2 separate regions of the Mus musculus genome follow, and region 1 is linked to region 2. Evidence: chromatin loops called from intact Hi-C (ENCODE). Cell type or tissue: gastrocnemius. All regions are shown on one strand. Region 1 overlaps Nat10 (N-acetyltransferase 10). Region 2 overlaps Elf5 (E74-like factor 5).

Region 1 (5,000 bases), 290 kb before region 2:
ACAGTGCAGGAGGAGGTCTCCTTTCTGGGTTTCTCTACAGTTACATTTGAGTCATTACTAATCAGCATGGGGCAGCTGATTGTTTTTAATTGGCATCATCATGAAAGAGGCAGGCAAATGATTATTGATTATTCCTGTTTTGTTTTCCCTTTTGGTTATGAGGTCTGCTCATGTCTGTATTACTTGCATATTTGTCTTTTTCATGTTACCCTTTCACTTTAGATAAATAATTTAGGATATATTTCAGTCTAGTAATTTTTAATTAGCATTTGGAACTTCTCCCTAAAATTTAAAAAGTAAAATATCATTCAGCAAAGACCGATGAGTTATCACACTTGATCCCTCGGGTGTTTCATCTGAGGAGCTTGGTGTCCTGAAGTGCCTTCCTGACTGCTGGGTCTTCATCTTAGTGCTTCTGCCCTGAGACCCAGACTGGCTCCTCAGGACGACAGGCACAGCTTCCTTCACTCCTTAGATCTCATCGGGGACCCAGGTTTGGCCTGATTGCTAGTGTGGCTCCCATGTAGAAGTTGTTCCCATTTGGTGCCATGTACTTGGCTGTGTGCCAGGCTTGGCAGTGAGCAAGGTTCTTGCTTCAGAGCTCATACTGTATAGCAGTGGGTCTTAACCTGTGGGTCTCATACATGCAGATATCCTGCATATCAGATATTACATTACGATTCATAACAGTAGCAAAATTACAGTGTTATGGTTGGAGGTCACCACAACACGAGCAAGTGTATTACAAGCTCTCAGCATTAGAAAGGCTGAGAGCCCCTCTGCTTTTTAGGATGATTCAGATTCTGGGTGGAGGAAATTAGTTTCTTCCACTAAATCGGTTTAGTGGAAAGAGCTGTGCAGAGCAAAGAAAAAGGAAAGGAAGTCTAGAGGTGTGGGCACATCAGAATGATGCTTCCAGAGACACGGGTAAGGGGGTGAAAGATTGTAGAGCAAAGCCTCCAAGGAGCTGTGAAATGAGTCCCTGGGCAGAATGGTTAGCAGCTGCATAGGCTGAAGGCAGGAGTGTGGGTTGGGTTAGGGTTAGGAACCAGCAAGGAGGCCAGTAGGGCTAGCAGCAAGAAGGAGGTAGGCGTGGGGGATAGACATTACTAAATGCCACTAGGAGAGCTGGTGACAGTGGAAAGAAAGCTTTGTGTGCTTTTAGCACACTGTGGTAGCATCCCAAGCTTATAGAAGGCTCTCTAGCTGCCGAGCTCACTGCAGGCTGTGCTGTGATATGGCTTGAAGCAGGAAGAGTAACTGAAGCTGCTTGCTGTTATGATGGAGTTAGCTGGAACAGGAGAATATGGCTGTGAGCAGAATTAGAGGGCTGTGAGGAATGGCTTGACTGTTTTGAAGGTGTCACCAAAAGGAGGTACTAGAAAGTCAGGGTTGGGTGAGAAAATGGAGGGTATGTTTAACCCAGAGTTGGACAGTTAAACTCCGGTGGGGAGGCTAGTAGGTAGAACTGTTTTACATCAGCTTAACGTCTGAGATGTCTGTGTGTAAATGGATCTTATAGGAATCCTACCTAAGGGTATGACAAGTGTGTGTGTGGGGGGGTGGTCTACAGTGGAGATAGAAACTTGAGAGCTTTGAGGGTACTTTGGGTCTTGACAAAGCTGAGGAGCCGACCAAGGCATGAGAAACATAGGCACCAAGCAGGGCTTTCTGGCCTGTAGGAACTAATACCCTTTTTGTTATCCTCAACGTCAGCCTAACCTCTCCACGACTGGTGATAAGAGCCAACCCCATAGCCTTTCTGGACATTCGCATAATGTTATCTTTGTACAGGCCAAAGCTGTCTTGAAATTCATTGAGGGGATCTCGGAGAAGACTCTAAGGAGTACTGTAGCCCTCACCGCTGCCCGAGGAAGGGGCAAGTCTGCGGCCCTGGGCCTGGCTATCGCTGGAGCAGTGGCATTCGGGTAAGGGTTCCACATGGGAGTGTGCAGGATTTGAGTCAGGCACCTGGTGGAGTTGTCTCTGGTTCCTCATCAGGGCTGTCCACCATGTAACTTCTGTCAGGATCATGGGTATTTGTCTGGAAGCTGCAGCACTGCTCCCCTGGGCCACTAGGAGGCACTGTAGGCAGTACCAGAGCTCTTTTGTTTGCTTCTTAAGTTGAACAGACACAAATGCAAAGAAAACCTCTCATCGTGAGAGTGTCTGACTAGCTTTGGTGATTGCACAAATACAGGTGAAATACATTATGACCTTGGTTGGTGATGGGTCTTATTTGTTTTCAGTAAGGTATTATTTTCTGGCCTGTGTGTGCTTTGCCAACTCAGATGATGGACCTACAACTTTGTCCTCCCTGTGCCGTCTTCCCTGGTGATGCTTACAGAGTCTGTGGGCACTTTGTATGTGGATGAACCAAGGCCCAGGGGATTACCCAAGATCCTCCTGCAGGTTGCTGCTGGCAGAGATTTGGCCTTGGCCCCAGCACCACATAGCTCCATGACTTCATAATTTGGAAACCTCAGCCTAGCTAGTGATGAGTGTGAGGCTGCCCTTCCTGTCAGGATACTGGCTTGGCAGCTGTGTGTGGGTTCTGCATGTGGACAGCTATTCTTGTAGTATGCCTTGACACTGATGAAGTAGCCCTGGGTCAGGGCTTGCTACTAGCACACCGATAACCCATTTGTCTCAGTTTTGCAGAGGTGTGTACTCAGGTCTTGGTTGCTTTTCTCCTCTCCCAAAAAGTGTTCCTCCCTTACCCTGCTGTTGTCTCTGGTTATCATTTGTGTTGACAGAAGCAGCCAAAAATGATTCCTTAATTTTATTTGCTTCTTTAGAATGTTCTAAGTCTCTTAATTTCTAAACCACCTCCCCCATTTTTCTTTTGTTCTGCAGGTATTCCAATATTTTTGTTACCTCCCCAAGCCCGGATAACCTCCACACGCTGTTTGAATTTGTATTTAAAGGATTTGATGCTCTGCAGTATCAGGTAAGAAAGTCGTGTAGACTGTGTGCTTTAGTGCTAGAGTTCTGCCCAGTGGTCTGTGGAATGCTTGCTTTCTCAGTAGTGACTCTGAAACTTGTCATGGGTTTGACTCTTTCTTCACCAGGAGCATCTGGATTATGAGATTGTACAGTCGCTGAACCCCGAGTTTAATAAAGCGGTGATCAGGGTCAATGTGTTCCGAGAGCACAGACAGACTATTCAGGTGAGGCTCATCTCAGACCTGCTCTGCAGGCCAGCCAGGATCGCGCTGTGTGGACCTAGCTGTGTGGGGTTTGCCCATTTGTGTGATTGGTTTGCCCTGCCCAGCAGTGGTGTGTGAGAATGGTGGTGTGTTGCAGATTATCAGCACCAAGTGAGGATGGCATTCAGGTCAACTGTGGGGGAAGTGATGTCACTGGATTGAAAAGTTAAGTTTGTCTCTGACTGTGAAAGGAGTGGGATTGAGAGTGTGCCCAAGAGTGGGAAAGGTGGCTCTCATCAGTTGACGTTTGCTGAGTTACTGTGGGTTTTGAGACCTACATCTGCAGCTGGAACAATCACATCACCATTTCAAAGGAAAAGAGCTTTGCAGAATGTGCTGGGGCTCGTTGTGTTTTGCTGATGTCCTATTTCTCTTTTAAACAACATTTCCTGGAAAGCTCCACAGATCTCTGTAAGCCCAGTTTCTGAAGGCCTCAGTGTTGCTCAGTCTCTGTGAGGCTCATGCGACAGGATTGCAGAGGCACAAGGCTCACTGGCTCTTGCTGGACAGATTCATTGATTGCTTTTGACATTAGATTGGAATGGGAAGTGAGCGAGCCTAGTAAACTTGGCAGTTTATGATCCTTGAATCTTATGCCTGCAGTGGCACTGGGTGGCTCTGTCACGGCATACGAAGGCAGATGGTGACACCACCACTGTTTATGCCTTTCGCCTTTACCCTGGAGTCTCTGTTAGTTTTATTAGATACCCTCCCCCCCCCTTTAAAAATTCTGTGTGTGGGTATTTGACTGCATGTGTGTCTTTGTACCACATACATGTCTGTTGCCCTTTAAGAGCAGAAGAAGGCACGGGATCCCTGGAACTGGAGTTAGAAATAGTTGTGAGCCACCAGTGTGGATGCTCGAAGTGAACCTGGGTCCCATGGAGGAACAGTCAGTGCTCCTTACTGCTGAGCCATCTCTGAAGCCCCTGGGTCTTTTTCTAGTCTCCTCCTTCTGCCCTTTCAGCTCACTGCTGCCTGATTCTCTCAGCTGGGGACAGGGGGGACTGCAGCTAGTGTGGGGTGGGTCTTGGGGCTAGGGCAGGGTATTGGCTCTGAGAAAGTGTGTCCTTCTAGCCTGGAAATTGAGAAGAGTATTGAGTTAAAGCCAGCCTGCTTCCTGGTGGCTGCTTTCTGTAATTTTTTGAAATGCTTATTTAGTTAAGAATCAAGTTGTGGGGTCCCATGAAAGATTTGTGACCAGAAGCAAGTAAGGCAGATCTCCCCCCCCTCCCCCCCGCCCCGTCACCTCCAGATCAGCCCAGTCTTGCTTGCTTTCTTACTAACGCTTCAGACCCGTAGAAAAGCCCCGAGACCAGACTGTGCGTGGCCAGTGTTCCCGCTGGAACCAGCAGTACTGAGGCTGTGCTCTGGCTGTGTTTGTGCCTATGAGCAGGCATGCCATACTGCCCTCCAGCTGCCCGCCTTTCCAGTCTGCATCTGCTTGCCACATCTCTAGACTGAGGCTTGCAGGTCAGGTTGATGTACTTTCAAGTGTCAAATGAGGTGCTACAATTTGTGTTTGTTTTCTAGGACAAGTATAGAATTGCTGAGCTTTAGACCTAGCTGTGTAGCTGTCTAGTTTCCTGGGATTTCCCCAAATTCTCCTTTACAAAATTTGCTACCTTCATATCACTTTTTGGTTTGGGTTTTTAAGTCTCATTCATGCTGGGTACAGTGCAGTAAACTCCTGAGTTTTAGTTTTGTCTTCCAGTTCACTGTCCTCCTGTCTCAGCTCCCTAAGTGTACTGATTACAGGTATGAACCATCACAGCTGTTTTTGTTGCTGCT
Region 2 (5,000 bases):
TTGGGGTTGGAGAGATGGCTCAGCAGTTGAGAGCCCTGGCTGCTCTTGCAGAGGACCAGAGTTCCATTTGCCATACCCACAAGGCGGCTCACAAGCATCCATGACTAGCTCCAGGGAATCTGAAGCCTTCTGACCTCTATGGGCATCAGGCACGCACTTGGTCCATCTGCTTGTAGGCAAGACACTCATACACATTAAATAATATAAATCTAAAAAAAATGTTGTTGTTGGTCCTATGAGCCTTATTCAGTAGTAGAAATTTTTATAATACCTGAAGGTAGCAGTCAGGATTCTTACTTCTTAGATTTTGGAGGACTCTTTAAAGTCCCAGCTACTAGAAAATGAGCCATCAAAGGTTCCTAGGTTGCTGAATTGAACAAGACACAGACATTTGAACATGTTAAATATTTTTTATTCACATTGTTTATAAACTATATCCACCTGAAAAACACACGAATCCAAAAATAGATTATTTTACAGTAATTCACATTTCTTTTTAAAAACAAGTTACTTTTGAGGTTAAATTCTAAACCTGGAGGTCTTCAGCCTGCATTGCTATTCAGTGCCGGTCACTAGACAGTCCCAACTCTGGGGAAGTTAGGGTTCAGGGCACTCCACCATGTTGCAGGTCATTAACACCTTGCATGCCAACGGCATGCAACGGCAGACAAGGAAATGTCAGTGCAGACTTTAACCCATGAACGTTGATTGATGTAAATTCACTGTCTTTACTTTTGTGAAGAGAATATGTTGGAAAGTTTGAGTATTCATCAGAAAAGAGAAGAGATCGATGCTGTGTTCGGCTATCGTGGCTTGTTAGGACGTTCTCTGCTTGGTAAAGGTTTAATGTCTTAGCCTCAGAGAGAATCAATAAATTCCGACCTCAGAGAGAATCAATAAACTGAACACGCTGACGGTTTGAATCATAGGCACAGCAGTGATTTAGAAATTAATGCACATGTCTGTTGATCAGGTCACTGTAGACCTGATGATAGCCACCAGTGAGGTGAAGGGGGTAACAATCTAGGTAGCAATTCCCAAGGTGACTAACTACAAGGATGTTAAGTTCAGAAGGATTGGCCGTGGATCAAGTGACTGTGGCTAAGTGGTTGGAAATGGTGATCTGGTTAAGAGACTTATTAGTAACTTAGGCTACATCCAATTAGGTCCCAGTTTAGTGGCTTAGCCACTAAAATTTTTTTAATTAAAAATTCTTCTATGGAATATAACTGTGATAATTTCAAATCTAAAGCAAGGAAGTCTTACATCACCCTTTCCTAAAAACTAACCACAGGCAAGCTGCCTCAGTCGACCGCTCAGAACCCCTGGAACGGGAGGATCGTGTGTCTTAATGGTGCAACGGGTCCTCTTGTGAAACAGCACCCATAACACTGGCTCCCTTAGCTCCAAACACTTCATTAAGGAGACAGTGTCACACCAAGTTGCCACAAGACCATCCCTTCCTCCCCCTTGGGATGAAGACGATTGCTTAAGGGCTGATGGCATCGCCCCAATAGACAACAACTGAATTCAAATGTAAGCTGAGACATGCAGAAATTTTATCAGTGTGTTTGTAGGTTTTGAAGAGGAGGAGGGGGAGGAAGAAGAGGAGGGGGAGGAGGGGGAGGAGGGGGAGGAGGGAGACTTTCAAATGTCTAGTTTGATCTGATTGTTTCCAACAACAGAAATCCATCAAATGAGCCTGGTGTCCGGTGTCCATCAGAGTTTCTCTTCCTGCCACCCGTGCGCGTTCTTTCCAAATTTGTACACTAACCTCCGGTCAACCCGCTCCAGAATTCCCGTTTTATAGTAGTATCTGTGAAAGCAAGCAAAGGAGAGAAATCCAGAGAAGGTTTGCACCACAAGAAAAACAACAGCATATATAAACACTCCTGGCTCTCTCAGGTGATAGCCCGGGCTCTACTTACCCTGGTATTTTCACACCCGTTATCAGCTTACACTTAAACCCTTCCTTCCCAGACACTTCACAGGCTGAACCTCTCTCTCCACAGTCAGTTGAGCGTGCGTTTGTGTGCTGGTGTGCACCACAGCTTGGGTTTAGGGTGATCCCCCCCAGGGAATGCTGCCAAGGCCAAAAAAGGATGGTGGGTCACTTTACCACCCATAATCCCATCTGAAACTAAGAAGAGGTTTAGCTCGTGACCCTTTCATATGAAGCGGGGGAGGGGAAGCTTTGAACAGAGTGTGGGTTTCCCCGGCCCCGCTATTTTATATAACTTGTCTTTGCAGGTTCACTGCGTCCGTTGCTGCCCACTTACCTCAGGGCTCGGCTCAGCTTCTCGTACGTCATCCTGTCATTCTTCTTCCTTTGTCCCCACATCTTTGCCAGGGCTTCTGACTTAACCACTCGGAAAATGCCCTGCTCCCTGTCTTCCCATTCCAGGATGCCACAGTTCTCTTCAGGGGACAGCAGCAAGTCTCTGACAAATTCCCACAGGTGAGAACTTTGGAGGCCTTTGGGGGAAGGAGCAGAATAAAGTGAGCCCCCACTTGAACTGTCTTTTGGGGTTTTGTTTGTTTTTGTTTTTGTTTTAAGAGAGATTGTGTCTCCTAGTAATATCCAGTGGAAGCAATACCCATAAAATTTCACTGGCATGATTGCCTAGTTATGAACAAAGAAGACACCAATGAACAGGCCAAATGACATGGGAAAGCCCACGAGGCCGCAGTGCTACACAAGGAACTACAGGCAACTGAGGAGTGCTGGGAGTGGAAGAGGTGCCCCAGGGAAGAGGACACCAACTGGCTTCCAGTACCAGGTGGTCAGGCCTGAAGACATACATACGAGTAACATTATATGGACTGAACAGGTTATATTTAGGAATATATATATGTATGTATATATATATATGTGTGTGTATGTATATATACACATATATATATACACACATATGTAAATGCAATGACTATTAATGAAAAAAGAAACCATGGATTTGAAGAAGAATGGGGAGGTGTATGTGGGAAGGTTTGGAGGGAGGAGCAGGAAGGGAGAAATGATGTAATTGTAATCTTAAAAGAATAAAAAGAAATGAGAGGTGTTAAAGAAATGAAAGGTGTTAAAAGACAGTGGGGTGGGAGGGAAGGATGTATATGTATATACATGTATATACATATTTATCTATATGTATGTATATAGAGAGGTAACTAATTAACCTGTAAGAACTGTTGCTGGGCTGGACAACTCTCACTTGGAGCACTCTGCATGGAGCCTTACCAAGCTGGGACAAGTCTGTTTTCTGATAACTACTGGTAAAATCCCCGTGCAGAGACACCAGATTTACCCAATTCCCTGCAGCTCCTCATGAACTCAGTCCTTGCTGATGAGCAGGAGGGTTGTGTGAAGATGTCTATGCTGCAGTTCACTTATCACGGGGAGCTGGCATTTTCTTGTGCCTTTAGGGCATGGATAAGAATGATCTGGGCCATGACTCCCTAATTTCCTGGCTCTGGGAATGCCAGACTCTATTTAGTTGCTGTAGGTGTCAAAGGTGCAATAAGGTACCTGCTCTACTGCCAATGGTTAAGTGGCTAGATTCTGCCCCGGGCAGATCTCAGCGCTGGGAAAGGCTCCTGGACCGCTCAACTCCCCACATTCCCATCCCTTTATCCTCTTCCCCTGGGTACTTCAAGGAGAAGGCCGCAGAATGGCTCAGGAAACAAAGCCCTCCTTCAGTAATAGAATATAGAACATTTCTTTAATTCGTAAAATTCCAAGTCCAAGTGAAAGTCATGATTTTGGTCACATGTATGGAAACAAACACCAGCCTCTCCACTGCCTCCCTGGGGAGGGGACAGGCCCCCCTCAAACGATTAGCTTCAAAGGTGAACTGCCTTAGGGAAGGGGAATGGTGTCTGGACCCTTACTTGTTCGGCTGTGACAGTCTTGACTCTTGATGCCACTTGTTTTCAAGCAACTGGAATCAGCATCTGAAACAAAAGGACCCGTGGCAGGGGAGGAGCCTCAAGCTGCACCCCAAAGAACGGAACTTAACTGCAGTCACTGTGAGAGGAGGCTCGTTAGGGTGGTTAGGAGATGGAGGGATGGGATGGAAGTGCTCAGTCCTGGGGCCTGTGCGTACAGGGATACATGAGAGGGGACACAGGCACAGTCCCTGCTCATGGAGCCAGGTGAACCCCAGATGAAACAGACAAATCACCTGTCGCTTCAAATGTGATCAATACATGACGCTGTAAAAAGAATGAGGTAAGGGGTGTCTTCTTTCTGAGGGTAGAGCTCACAGGAGGAGAGAGTTACATTACGAACCAGTGGAAGGAGGAGGAAGAGGGGAAGGAGGAGAAGGAGAGGAGGGAGAGGAGGAGAGAGGGGGAGAGTGGAAAGGGAGAGAAGGAAGAAGGGAAGGAAGGAGAAAGGAGGGGAGGGGAGTAGGAAGAGGAGGGGGAAGAGGAAGGGGAGGAGGAGGGGGAGGAGGAGGGAGAGCAGGTTTTAGGTGGAGGGGGCAGTGTCTATCATAGAGTGCCTAGGAAGCTTGCATACCCTGTGGCTGGAGAGAGCGGGAGGCACCACTACACCCATGTAAGTTGCAGACAGTGGTAGGTGATGTTTTTGGAGGCTGGGTGGTGGTTTGAGATTTTATATTAAAGTGAATTCTGCGATCCCCGTGCCCTGCCTTCTTTTGAGACAGGCTTTTAGATGGCTCGCACTGATCTTGAACTCACTGTAGTTTAGGACGACCTCGAACTCCCGACCCTCCTGCCTCCACCTCTTCACTAAGTGCTGGGAATACAGGCCTGGACTGGCTTTTCCAGTTTATGCTGGGGTGAAAGCCAAGGCTTCATTCATGTTACACAAACTACTTAACTGAGCTACATTTCTATCTCAGCAGCCCATCTTTTAAGAAGATCCCTCTTGTGACTGTGTGGAGAACAGATTGGAAGGGACCCAGCAAAAACAAGGAGATGAGACTTCATGCAGGAAGCGAGAGTTAACTCAGTATTGGAAGGGATTGCATATCATTGTG

Evidence for each region. Hi-C counts contacts between places; a loop is a spot of excess contacts. Peaks named below come from ENCODE experiments on the same cell type or tissue, not always from the same donor. Only the 100,000 strongest peaks of a DNase experiment are listed, where the experiment ranks them.
Region 1: it touches region 2 in a loop (2.4-fold over the local background); 12 of 42 quality-filtered maps call a loop at or near these places.

The regions. Positions count from the first base shown.
Region 1 is chr2:103,741,214-103,746,213 of GRCm38, reverse strand. Nat10 (N-acetyltransferase 10) reads left to right here. Exons shown (of 29, transcript NM_153126.3): 9 at 1,795-1,928; 10 at 2,857-2,950; 11 at 3,072-3,170. Among named protein-coding and RNA genes, the nearest start is that of Nat10, 18 kb to the left of the region's middle. In gastrocnemius, a CTCF peak has its summit at 2,073 (motif pointing right); DNase peaks (open chromatin) are centred at 547, 2,066 and 3,713.
Region 2 is chr2:103,446,380-103,451,379 of GRCm38, reverse strand. Elf5 (E74-like factor 5) reads right to left here. Exons shown (of 7, transcript NM_010125.3): 5 at 3,886-3,948; 6 at 2,280-2,475; 7 at 391-1,816. The coding sequence ends at 1,720. Among named protein-coding and RNA genes, the nearest start is that of Elf5, 25 kb to the right of the region's middle. In gastrocnemius, no CTCF peak of the experiment used is centred here; a DNase peak (open chromatin) is centred at 2,107.